2 separate regions of the Homo sapiens genome follow, and region 2 is linked to region 1. Evidence: chromatin contacts called from ENCODE Hi-C or POLR2A ChIA-PET data. All regions are on one chromosome and are shown on one strand. The core of a region is the stretch at or near the end of the contact, and the rest is flanking DNA. Distances in the headings are between cores, read along the strand shown.

Region 1 (5,754 bases), core at 1,239-3,738:
CTGAAATGCAGGGAAAACAGCTCACATTAACACCAGGGGCCATGCCAGAGTGCTCATTACTTCACTCACCATTTGCCAAGTTGCTTAAAACTACTGGCTTATCCAAGACACAGGGAACTTTTCTGTGCTACGCTAGAGTACAGCATATATTTAAATATGAAAGAGATCATTAAAAATTCAAAGACAACAGAATTAAATGAGGGGTAAAAAAGTTGTATGCCTTTGCCAGAACAAGTTAGTTTGGTATCCCCACACTTGGGTGAGAGCCAGCCCCTCACCCAGGGGAATCTGTGCTCTACTTACGTGCAAATCTCCCGGTGAAATGCTGCTCCCTTGCAACACACTTGGACAAAAGGGAGCTAAGCGGGGTGGCCCACCTCGAAGAGAGAACAAAGAGAACAAAAAGGAAGTTTGTTGGTAGTGTCTGACTACCCCCCCTCTGCTAGCCTCCTCATCTATGCCACATCTTCACAAACCTCTGCTCTCAGAGGTGTCAGCTACTGCCTCTTCCCACCCCCATAGGGTTTCAGAAAGCCTGAGTGGCATTCGATTTCGGCAGGTCCACAAACAGCATCTAAAAGAGGTTCCGTGTGGCCAATAGGGTTTCAGGCTACCCTTTTTGAGAGCCTGGCGCAGAACAAGGTCTCCTTTCACTTGACCCTCCTTTGCCAATACAAGGCTGTTTGGCTGGGTCCAGCACCCCATGGGGCAAATGTTCAGGCCAAGAATAGTCTTCATTCTTCCCATGAAGCTTTCAAAGTCTTCTAAAGAACACAGGAAATTGTCAGCCTCTATTTTCTGCTGAAAATGGCTGACACTAAACTTTGAACATTCTGTGGATGAATCCCAAATTATGGGAACCAAGTTTGCTTGAAAAGCAGCAAAAGTTTTCATTAAAGATGAGAGACTCTGATAAACCATCTCGGCATTACTTACAAAGAATGGTGTATTTTATAACTCCAATTACTAACACCTTTCCTCTTTTGACCAAAATTACCTTATTTCCATGGAAGTAACTCCAAAAGACTATCTCTGTGCACAAAGAAGCAGATCCAGAGACTTACCATGGCACCATGCACATTTCCTAAAAATAAACCGTCACTAAAACTGAGAAGAAATACTTTTTGGTCTGTCATGACCCCAGCAGATTGTCACATTCTCGAGGTCTGGACACCTTAACGTGTGCAGTCACAATGTAATCCTCACTCCAAACCAGCAAGGAAGGCATGGGGTCTGTTTTATAGCTGAGAAAACATTCATAGAAGTTACATGCCCAATTCACAGAGTTGGGGTCTAAACTGAGACAATTAGCATGTCTGGTGCTTTCTGCTTCTCCAGGCTGCCTGGTGGCCAGCTGCCCCTCTTAATCAGGGAGCATCTGCTCTGTGCTAACAACTCTGTAGAAGATCATGCTTCAGAAATGTGGCAGTGTAGCAGACCAGGTACTTGCAAGGCGTAATATTTAAGCACAGGCCCTGGTGTAACTAAGACCAGTTCAAACTCTTGTTCTGCCAGTTACCACCTATTGAATAAGCTACTAAACATCTTAAACCCTCAGTTTCCTCATCCTTTTGCAGATGAGGAAACAGGGTTTAAGATGTTTAACTTATTCATTTATTAGATAATGTATTAATAAGTTACCTTAAGAGATAACTTACCCAATTGTTATCATTAAGGATTAAATAACACATGTAACTACTTAGGTTACCATCTGGAACAGGACAGTTATGGGAAGTTTTTATTACAAAAGGGGCAGGTAAAATTCTGGATGAAGTACAAGGGCTTACATTTGCAAGCTTATTATTAGAAAGGACTTCGATTTACTGGTGTGGCAAATTTTCCTTTCAGATCAAGTAGGACACCACAGCAGTCTTCACTAGGACCTTCCTTGGTGATTCAACAATAACTATTAACTATCCACATACTGCCTAGATCGATGGCCTCCAACGTGCAAAGTAATAATTCATTGGAGCTTGGGGAAAGTGTAAACCTTTTATTTCACTCTTTCAAATTTTGTTCCATAATGTTCACATTAGTGTAGCAGTACATTTGTTGACACATATTTTCATTGTTCAATACATATAATTATGGACACATGCTCAACAAATATTTTTGTAAGGAAATAGCATCAGGTTTGGAGACCATGATCTAGATAACTGAGTCAACATTTCGCTCCTCATGCATTCATAGCTATCAAGCCGTCTTTCCTTTTTCCCCCTTACCTACCATATCCTGACTTCTACTCCTAGTTTCTCCAAGAGGACAAAACATATTAAGATGCGGTGGGTCAGAATGTGCAGGTGGTAATGTGACACCCAGCTAATGAGTCTGAGAGGCATGGGTATCTCCTCAGCTTTCAAGATTACAGCCTGAGCTACACAGAAATAAACTGTGCCCACTTAACTTGCTTGTGAACCTGATATGGAAGCAATGATATCCCATTCCACTAGGTGGCAGCAAAACTCTACCCACAAGGTGCCCAAGTGGTTCACTGGTATTATTAGTGCTTACTTGTTCAGCCCCACTTAATTAGCAGAAAGACAGTGGCTAACAGGATACTTAAATTACATAATGCCTCCAACAGTGGAGAACAGACACTGCCATTTTGCTTTCTACAGGCTGGCCTTTCCTTAGGCCTACCTGAATTTTACATGTATTGTGAATGATCTTCTCAGACATCCACAGGCCAAATGGCAAAAAGAACCTTCTGATATACCTAAGCCTGGAGTCAACAATCAAAAGTCCTAGTAAAGTTATATAGATCCTGTATCAGATTCAGGTAAAACCCTGGGCATGCCATGGATAAAGAAAGACTTCTGAAAGTTTTCATTAGGATGGTAGAATAATGAATGTCTTACAAATTTATTATTATAATACATAGAATTTTGAAATAGTATTTCCCAGAAGCAGTAGTACTTAACCAGTTCAGCAGGCAGTCTATATACATTTTTTACCTTTGCATTTTCCAAATTCAGTAGGTTATTGTTAGCCTCCCTAAAACCAAACAATTTTGGCTAGAGGTGTTAACCCAATCTCTCAAAACAAAAACTGAAAAAAATAAACACCCAAACAACAATCTCTCTGCTATTGACTTATAATTATTCCCTCCGCTTAGGTCATTAATTTTAAAAAGTAAATAGGGTAAAACATTTCAAGATAATAAACTAGGCTACATTAATTAATTTCTTACCTAAATTATGCATTACATTAAAATCTATGTCACTTGACCTTAAGAAAAGAAATGACACTACCCTCTTTACAGTTAAAAAAAATTTCAGTTTCCAGGGACTTGAGAGTATACCTAATCTGAATGAGTCAGAAACTGTTCTCAGAGGCCAGGCATGACGGCTCATGCCTGTAATCCCAGAACTTTGGGAGGCTGCAAAAAATACAAAAATTAGCCAGGCGTGGTGGTGCACGCCTGCAATCCCAGATACTCAGGGGGCTGAGGCAGGAGGACTGCTTGAGCCCAGAGGGTTGAGGCTGCAGTCAAGTCGTGTTTGTGCCACCGCACTCCAGCCTGGGCAATGAAGCAAGACCCTGTCTGGGGGAAAAAAAAAATGTTCTCAGAAAAATAAGCATACAAATGAGAGATAGAAATGAATAGAGAGATATGGTATCTCTTAAATTAGAAAATCAGCACATATGCATTCTAAATGAGACAAGCATATAAAAGATGTCATTGTAGAGGAGGCAAACTTAAGCTGAAAAGTTTCTTCCCAAACATACTCTACTCTTGTACATCGACTGTAGGATATTTAAGACCTCACACAATATTACATCACAACATCGTTTATTATGTGAATTTTTTACAATACAAACAAAAAATACAGAAATGCAATATATGAATACAGCTAAATGCAGAATGGTGACTTTTTTCTCTTCAAGAGGCCATGATTCCCATTTCTAGTAAAATAAAGAGACTGCATATAGGTAGAAACAGGTTGGTCATTAGCTTCACAATTTTGCCTAGAAATGATCTATAAATGCATTTCCCCCCCTGCTACTTACCATAAAGTGTAAAAAGGGAGTTAAAGGAAAGTTTCCTTGTTGGTTCCTACCATATGAAAGATGCTATATTCTATTTTAGCAGTGCCAATATATGGAAAATATCTAAATTAAATGTTATTACAAAAATGAAGCAGTAATGAGATTCTGGCTAAAGAGGGCACTAAATGAGAATAATATATATTTAAAGAATCCAAAACAAACAAACAAAAAGACGTTGTTATAAAAAAGCTCTAGGTGCACAGTAAGCATATAGGGTTTTTTTTTTTTCCATGTGTATTTTTAAACAATGGAAGTGTCAAAAAATAGGGTCAACTGTGTTAGACTAAATTACATTATTGTATATGCTGCACTGAATGGAACCTTTGTATTGTAATTATCATAGAGAAGCACAGTTTGCATCATATTATGGCAATTTATCCTCAATGAAAATCTTCCAGAGTCCTTTTATTTTGGAATATCCTGTAAACAATCAAACCACCAGAACATGATTGTACAACAGTAAAATGTTCTCTTGCATTAAACTGAAGATATCTGTTTAATAAAAAAAGAAAATGTAGGAAAGGTACTTAGAGCTCTTACTTTCTAAGTACAGAACACCCTAGACAATTCAAGGCATCTTAATCTCCATCAAGAACAAAAAAAAAAATAATTTTTGTCATGCTGTTAAATCCATCATTATGGATAAAACTGGTGCAAATTGGTCAAACGGATCCAACAAACACTGATGTCCAAGCTGGCATATTGGCAACTAATACGTTAACTGGTGGTCAATAGAGAGTTTAAAAGATCTTCCCTTTCTTCTTGTTCTTTTCCAAGGTTCTAAAGGATAAAAGGAAAATAAGCAAGATGAGTAACCATTTTATAAACATGATAGACAACATGATAACAACAGCTAACCCAATTACAACAATGTTGGGATTTTCAGATACTACTTTTTCACTGAAAAAAATTAAAAGATTTAGAAGTAAACAGCTAAGACAATGTTAATCTATAATAGCATTTTCTTAGACAATCAAATATTTGACAAAACTCCAGGATAAGCAGTAAAAAAATAAGGCAAAACTCCATTTTAATATACAAGAACAATTCTTCCCAAATGAAACAGCACAAACTAAAAAGTATCAACTGGCAGCAAACAGGGTATTCTTTTTCCCCCACTGTCATTTGCATTTTGAAGTGCAATTGCTTTCACAAATCTATTTTCCTCTTCTTTGGGGAAAATGTTAACAGTAGGGTAGTGTAGTAGAACAAATGTCAAATCTGAAAATGTTTAGTAATGAGGATAAACTATATAATCCTTATAGGAATGCCACTTTTCAGTTTTAAGTGAAACTATTAAGGAAAAGAAAACCAAGGTACAAATATTATTGAATTTTGTATAAATTAAGAGAAAGTAATTGATTAGTTGTATTGGAAATCAAATATCTAACATTTTGTCTTAAGAATTTTATCGTAAAAACATAATTCAACAGTTAAAACATACCCCTAAATATGTAATAGATTTTGAAGAATGTTCCCTTTGTGTGCCAAAAATTGAAAACAACCCTTATGTCCAACAACTGGGGGGAGGAGGTAAGAAATCCAATGAAGGTAAGTTAACTGGGGAGAATGTTATGAAGTTGCTAAATCATAATTATGAATATTAAGTCATGAAAGATGTACTGAAAAAATACTGCTAATGGACACAGACTGTATCCATCCATATAAAAATATTTATCTATGAAAACCATTGTGTTTGGAATG
Region 2 (5,754 bases), core at 1,993-4,492, 180 kb after region 1:
GTGGATGAGAGGGGTACAAACGCTTTGCTTGTGGCATCAGCACAATCTCCATGGCAGAGACATCTCACTGGGCACCTTCCGTGCAAGTCACCCCTCCCTGCTTCCTTGTCCTTTTGATATCACCTGTTGGAATGTGACTCTTAGAATCCATAGGCCAAAAGGCTTGCTGCTCTCTCTTCAAGATTCAAAACAAATCTTCAAAACTGTGCCCAGAAAAAACATTATAGTAATAAAAGGAAGATAACAGAATGAGAAGGAGGCAGAGAGAGAAGAAAGGGGGAAGAATATTAAGGATGGGGTTTAAGAAGATTAGGGAAAATGATGATGATGGTAGTAGATGGATGGTTGAGAAAGATGCAGAAAAGAAAACAAATCTGAGATCTTCCTTTGCCAGCTATGCATGTGTGGATTCGGGTCACAATAGGACACTAATGAGAATCCTTATCCAGAGTTGGTTTCATGTCAGGTGCTAAGGTAAGGACATCACATGCATCATCTCTCACCTGGATCATGGTAGTCGTTTCTTAATTGGTTTCCTTGTCTCCACCCTTACCCTCCTTAAGTGTATTCTCAACCCAGCAGCCAGAGAGATTCTATTAAAACACGTGTCATGCCGTGCCACCCTTGTGCTCAAAACCCTTCAGTCTCCTACTCTCTGACCTCATTTTCCTCCACTGTGCTCCACCTTCGGTTGACTCCAGCCATACTCACTGTTCCTCAAACATTCAGGCTTGCTTCTGCCTCAGGGCCTCTGTGCAGACTGTTCCCCCTGCCTGGAAGGCTGTCCCCCTGGTGCCTACCTGTCACTTTCATGTCCATAGAGTCACCTTATCACTCAGGCTCTTGGTCACTCCATCTAAAATGAAAGCTCTCCCCAATGCTGCCTAGCTCTTTCCTTGTAACATGATATATAATTATATATAATTAAATATATACATGATATCTATTTTTTTTTTTGTCTATCTTTTTCCTCTGGAATGTAAGCTCTAGGGCAAAGATTTTGTTTGCTCACTGCTGTATCCCCTGTTCAAGGATAGTGCCTGGCACATAGTAAGAGTATACTAAATATTTGTTCAACAAATTACTTCATGAGGTAAGGAGGTAGGTGCTGTTTTTTTTTTTTTTTTTTTTGAGACAGAGTTTTGCTCTTGTCACCCAGACTAGAGCGCAGTGGCGCAATCTTGGCTCACTGCAACCTCTGCCTCCTGGGTTCAGCTATTCTCCTGCTTCAGCCTCCCGAGTAGCTGGGATTACAGGTGCCCGCCACCACCCCCGGCTAATTTTTGTATTTTTAGTAGAGATGAGTTTTCACCATGTTGGCCAGGCTGATCTCGAACTCCTGACCTCAGGTGATCTACCTGCCTCGGCCTCCCAAAGTGCTGAGATTACAGGCGCGAGCCACCACGCCCGGCTGGTGCTATTATTAAGCACATTTTATAGATGATAAAATTTGGATTTACAGGTGTAAAGTAACTTGCCCAAGATCGTATGGTTAAGTGAAAGAGCAAATGTTGAACCCAGCCATGGCTGTTTTTTCTTTTTTCTTTTTTTTTTTCTGATGGAGTTTTGCTCTGTCTCCCAGGCTAGAGTGCAGTGGCGCGATCTTGGCTCACTGCAATCTCTGCCTCTCAGGTTTCAAGCGATTCTCCTGCCTCAGCCTCCTGAGTAACTGGGATTACAGGCGTGTGCCACCATGCCTGGCTAATTTTTGTATTTTTTTTAGTAGAGATGGGATTTCACCATGTTGGTCAGGCTGGACTCGAGCTCCTGACCTCATGATCTGCCCACCTCAGCCTCCCAAAGTGCTGGGATTACATGCATGAACCACTGCGCCCGGCTAAACCATGGCTGTTTTTAAAGCCTGTGCTCATAAACACCTCACTGTCACATGGTCTTCCTCTTGCTACAAGCAGCTGAGCTTAGTATAAGAAAATAGCATTTCTCACACCAGTCTTTCTTTATGGTTAACCAGACCACTAGACCTTCAGACGGCCTTCGTGGGTTGCAGGTTGAGTGTTTGTTGACAGAAAGGGATAAAGAACAAAGTCATAATGCATGTGATATATGGGGAAGTGAAAGAACAACTTTAAGTCCATTTGGTTAAGAATAGGAATATGAACTTATGAGGCCAACCCCACCTGGGGTTTCTGGCGTGGGAAGGGGCTGCCTCATCAGTGCAGGGTCACCCATAAGCAGGCATGGGCACTGGCAGAGCAGGGGCACCAAAAGAATCCCAGTACCATTACATGGGTGATGTTGGCTATTTGATATTTTGAAAAACATCTAAAATGTGTCATTGTAGGAAAAACCAGAACTTTGCTGGACTTCTTTACAGGCATGTGCATGATGGCATTGTTTCCTACATTAAATTACGTATGGAAGCACCATCAACTTTGCAGTGCCCAGAGTCTCTGAAGATCTTAATCTGGCCCTGCCGATCATGGTTGATGGGGCAGTGAACTCATTTCATCTATCATATACTTTCAAATATGTGTGTGTGTGTGTGGGTGGGTGGGGGGTTCCCATTATGTAATAAGAGGTAAATGGGATAAGAACAGTTTCTGTGTAAATCCTTGAGGAATAATAGTGGTCTTTGGGGAAGGTTGGTCTAATTCAGTTATTAACATTGGGGTTAGTGTTCTGAAAAGCTCCTATTCCTCCTTCAACACTTTCCCTGCGGTTACCTTTGTGAAGCTTTCTTTTCCCAGCTCCCTGCTCTTGCTTCCCCCAGCAATTATCAACTCCTCTTCTGTGCCATAGGTATTATATTTATCACATTGCATCATGCTCCCTTTTATTCACTTCTGATTCCCTGTGAGGCTCAGAGCTCCTGGAAATATGTCTCTTGTTCATTATCTTATCTCATTCATCTTTGTATCTAGCACAGTCCCTGAGACCTGCTGGAGGCTCTGAGATTATGCCACAGACAGTTTAAAACCAGACTCTGGAGGCTAGGGGAGTTTCTAAGAAAAAGATGTCCTTTGGTGACTCCGCTTTTAAGACATGTCAGGTGTCTAACACTGGCCCCCCAGCAGGACAGATGAGCTTGATTGCCTCTAGAGCTTCTCATTTCTCCTCACAGCTTTTCTGCTAGGCTGCTCGGTGACTCACAGCAGGAAGAGGAGGCATTGGTGCTAAACTGTCCCCTAACACCTCCTCCACCATGCCCCAAAAAACCAAAAATGACAAAAAAAAAAAAAACTAGCTGAGATACTTTGGGTTGCCGGGCCCATCACTTTCTGCTTTTCAGTTCCTTATTCTGTAGAAGTCATGAGTTGAAATGGGAGACCTAAGTTTCCTTCAGGCTGTAAACTCTCTGAGTCTTTGATACTACTGCTGGGCAATGGTCATCTCATACTCCTGCCCTCCTCCCACTCTGCAGAGCAGATCAGGCCTGGTTCCCAAGGAACAAGACCTGCACCCACCCCAGCCCCTGGGCTGCCCTTCTGTAGCATGTCTTTCCTTGCTGTCTGCCTCTGTGCTCTCCTGCTGTACCTTTCATTCTGTGGATCAAGCCTGCTCTCAATGGCCATTTTAACCAGATTTTATCTCTGTAAAAATGGTAAGTGATAAATTTAGAACATTACATATACCATGATGCTATTTATGTGTTTTATTTTCAACTTCATGTGCTGGCCTTTTGTCTGCTTGCTCTCAGATCCATTCCAGACCATCCTCTATCTGGGCTTTGTATCCTTGGGAACTACATTTTCCAGGCTCATTTCCAGACTGGCTAAGGAGAGCCAGTGACAGACACTGGAGAATGAGAGGAGGGAAGAAGACAGGTTATGTCTCCCTTTCTCCCTGCTTCACATGGTGTCTGATAGGTTTCGTCCATGTCTCCACCTACTGTCAGATAGCCTCTTCCTCTACTGCTCCAGATTTAGCTGGAAGTGCTGCCATGGTCCCAGATTCTTCCAGTTGACCCAAGCTCCTGGGCTCTGGTAACTCTGCTTCCTCCCTCTGTCCCTCCAGCTCCAGGGTTGATAGTGGCTTCCTGCTGTTCTGTGGCCACTGAACTCCCCCACCATCTCTGTTAAATTCCCTCTGCTTGCAATGTCATATCTAGCACTGCTCTGCCTTCTGATTGCACTCTGACTAAAACACTCTGAATGTATGTGCACAATGTATATATGTGCAAAAACACAAATATATGAGTATTCATCTGAATATACATGTATGAAAGCACATAATGTATGAAGATATGTACATGTATGAAAACACACAGAAGAAGATCTAGAAGTTTACACATGAAACTGTTAAGAGTGGAGTGTGTGTCTGGGAAAGGAATGGGACTGGGCTGGTGTGGAGTTGTGAAGGAGGATCGCGGCTTTTTAAAAAGTAGCTTTATTGTGGCATCATTTACATATAAAAGACTATAGCTTTTATATGAGTTTGATTTTTTTTACAATGAACTTGTATTCACATGTTGCTTATATAATATGAAAAATAACTAGTTAAAAATATTAACAGCAGGAGTGGGCAATATATCAAGTGCTTTAGCCTAAGCTGTAATCCATGTAGGGAAAGCTCTGCAGAGATGCTGACATTCATAAATGTTACTATTTACCATGTTCCAGGCACTATGCTAGGCCTTGAAGGGCTATCAATATGGGCATGATCCCTCTCTGTGTTATCTGCAATAATTAAATACACAATTTGTGTCAACCTTTACTCATTATGAAGAAGTAAAGAGGGCAACACCAGGCCTAGTCTAGTCAGTGTAGGCTCCCTTGAGGCCATGACTCACCAGCTAACACCCAAAAGTTGAGTAAAAACAGCTTAGTTACTGGAGGGACATGCACAGGCAGTAGGGGACAGTCAAGCTGAGCTGATGCTGATTGCTTCCCTGGTTCCTGTGCTCAGGGAAGCTGTTCTAACAAGAGAGAGTTCTTTAGAAAGTGTTTCTCATTGGAACCTGGTGGGGGTGTGGGGGTCGCCAGTCTATTGGAAGTGTGTGTAAATTATGGGAGGAGTCTGTGAGGGCTGTCGCCATGCCTCCCACAGTGCTGGACCCACTGTCTGTACCCCAGGTGGCTCTCGCCTGAGAGGGGGAAGCCAGTGGCATGCATCTTGCAGTGATTGACAAGGCTGCTTGGAGGTGGCTCAAAAACTAAGGACACTCTGGAATCAACAATGATGCCAAAGGTGCTGATGTCCATCAACCCCCTCATCCTTTGATAGGAACAACTGACATTTTTCTCAGTCTTTAGTATAGTAGTGTGCAATGTTCAAGACAAGTCCTTTGTTCAGCTTCCATCCATATTTCCAGCCATAAGTTCTCCTTGAAAAGAAATGCTGAACCTTGTGGTTAAAAGGTACCCATGGCGCAGGCTTCATTCTTCCAGAGCTTGTATTTTTCCTCTTTTTTGCATAATTCAATTCAAATGTTTTTTGCTTGAGTCTTGGTTTTCCAAATTTATAGATGTTTCAGCTATGGCTGTCATCCCCTTATTTTATTATAAGTCACCAATCTCCTTATTTTATTGTAAGCCACCCATTTTTTTCATGAGATTAGGTTACTCACAAAGTAGCCCATTAATTGCAATTATAGTTTAATTACAGCATGTCCAGGTCTCTCCAGACCATATAAAATCAGGTTACATTTCCTTTTGATGTCCAAATTACAAAGGTAACAACATACTCTTAGCTTGACCTCAGTGTCCTCCAGCTATTTCTGGGCGTCTCCAATGGGGTGTGTCATTCGTGTTTATAAACCAGCTGCCATAACCGCATGGATCCACCTGGTCCTTT

The links. Hi-C counts contacts between places; a loop is a spot of excess contacts on that map. ChIA-PET counts read pairs that join two places held with the same protein, here RNA polymerase II (POLR2A). Pooled maps may share reads with other maps.
Region 2: a map of GM12878 shows a loop between it and region 1 (2.4-fold over the local background). The contact joins two enhancer-like sites. A Hi-C loop is called at or near these places in 1 of 168 maps with a recorded cell type or tissue (GM12878), 21 of 37 single-sample maps with no recorded cell type and 10 of 50 pooled maps. POLR2A ChIA-PET finds 5 or more read pairs at or near these places in 1 of 52 experiments (B cell).

The regions. Positions count from the first base shown.
Region 1 is chr7:35,903,330-35,909,083 of GRCh38, reverse strand. It overlaps SEPTIN7 (septin 7), which reads right to left. Exons shown (of 14, transcript NM_001788.6): 14 at 1,974-4,830. The coding sequence ends at 4,791. Among named protein-coding and RNA genes, the nearest start is that of SEPTIN7, 110 kb to the right of the region's middle. Within about 2 kb of position 2,488, at least 3 of the 41 ENCODE cell types and tissues checked have a DNase peak (open chromatin) inside an H3K27ac peak, as active enhancers do; they include B cell, where a contact is called at or near this core.
Region 2 is chr7:35,726,844-35,732,597 of GRCh38, reverse strand. LOC124901615 (a long non-coding RNA gene) reads left to right here. Exons shown (of 2, transcript XR_007060286.1): 2 at 1-636. Among named protein-coding and RNA genes, the nearest start is that of LINC03013, 13 kb to the right of the region's middle. RefSeq lists enhancers at 2,056-2,305, 3,216-3,315, 3,766-3,915. Within about 2 kb of position 3,242, at least 9 of the 41 ENCODE cell types and tissues checked have a DNase peak (open chromatin) inside an H3K27ac peak, as active enhancers do; they include B cell, where a contact is called at or near this core.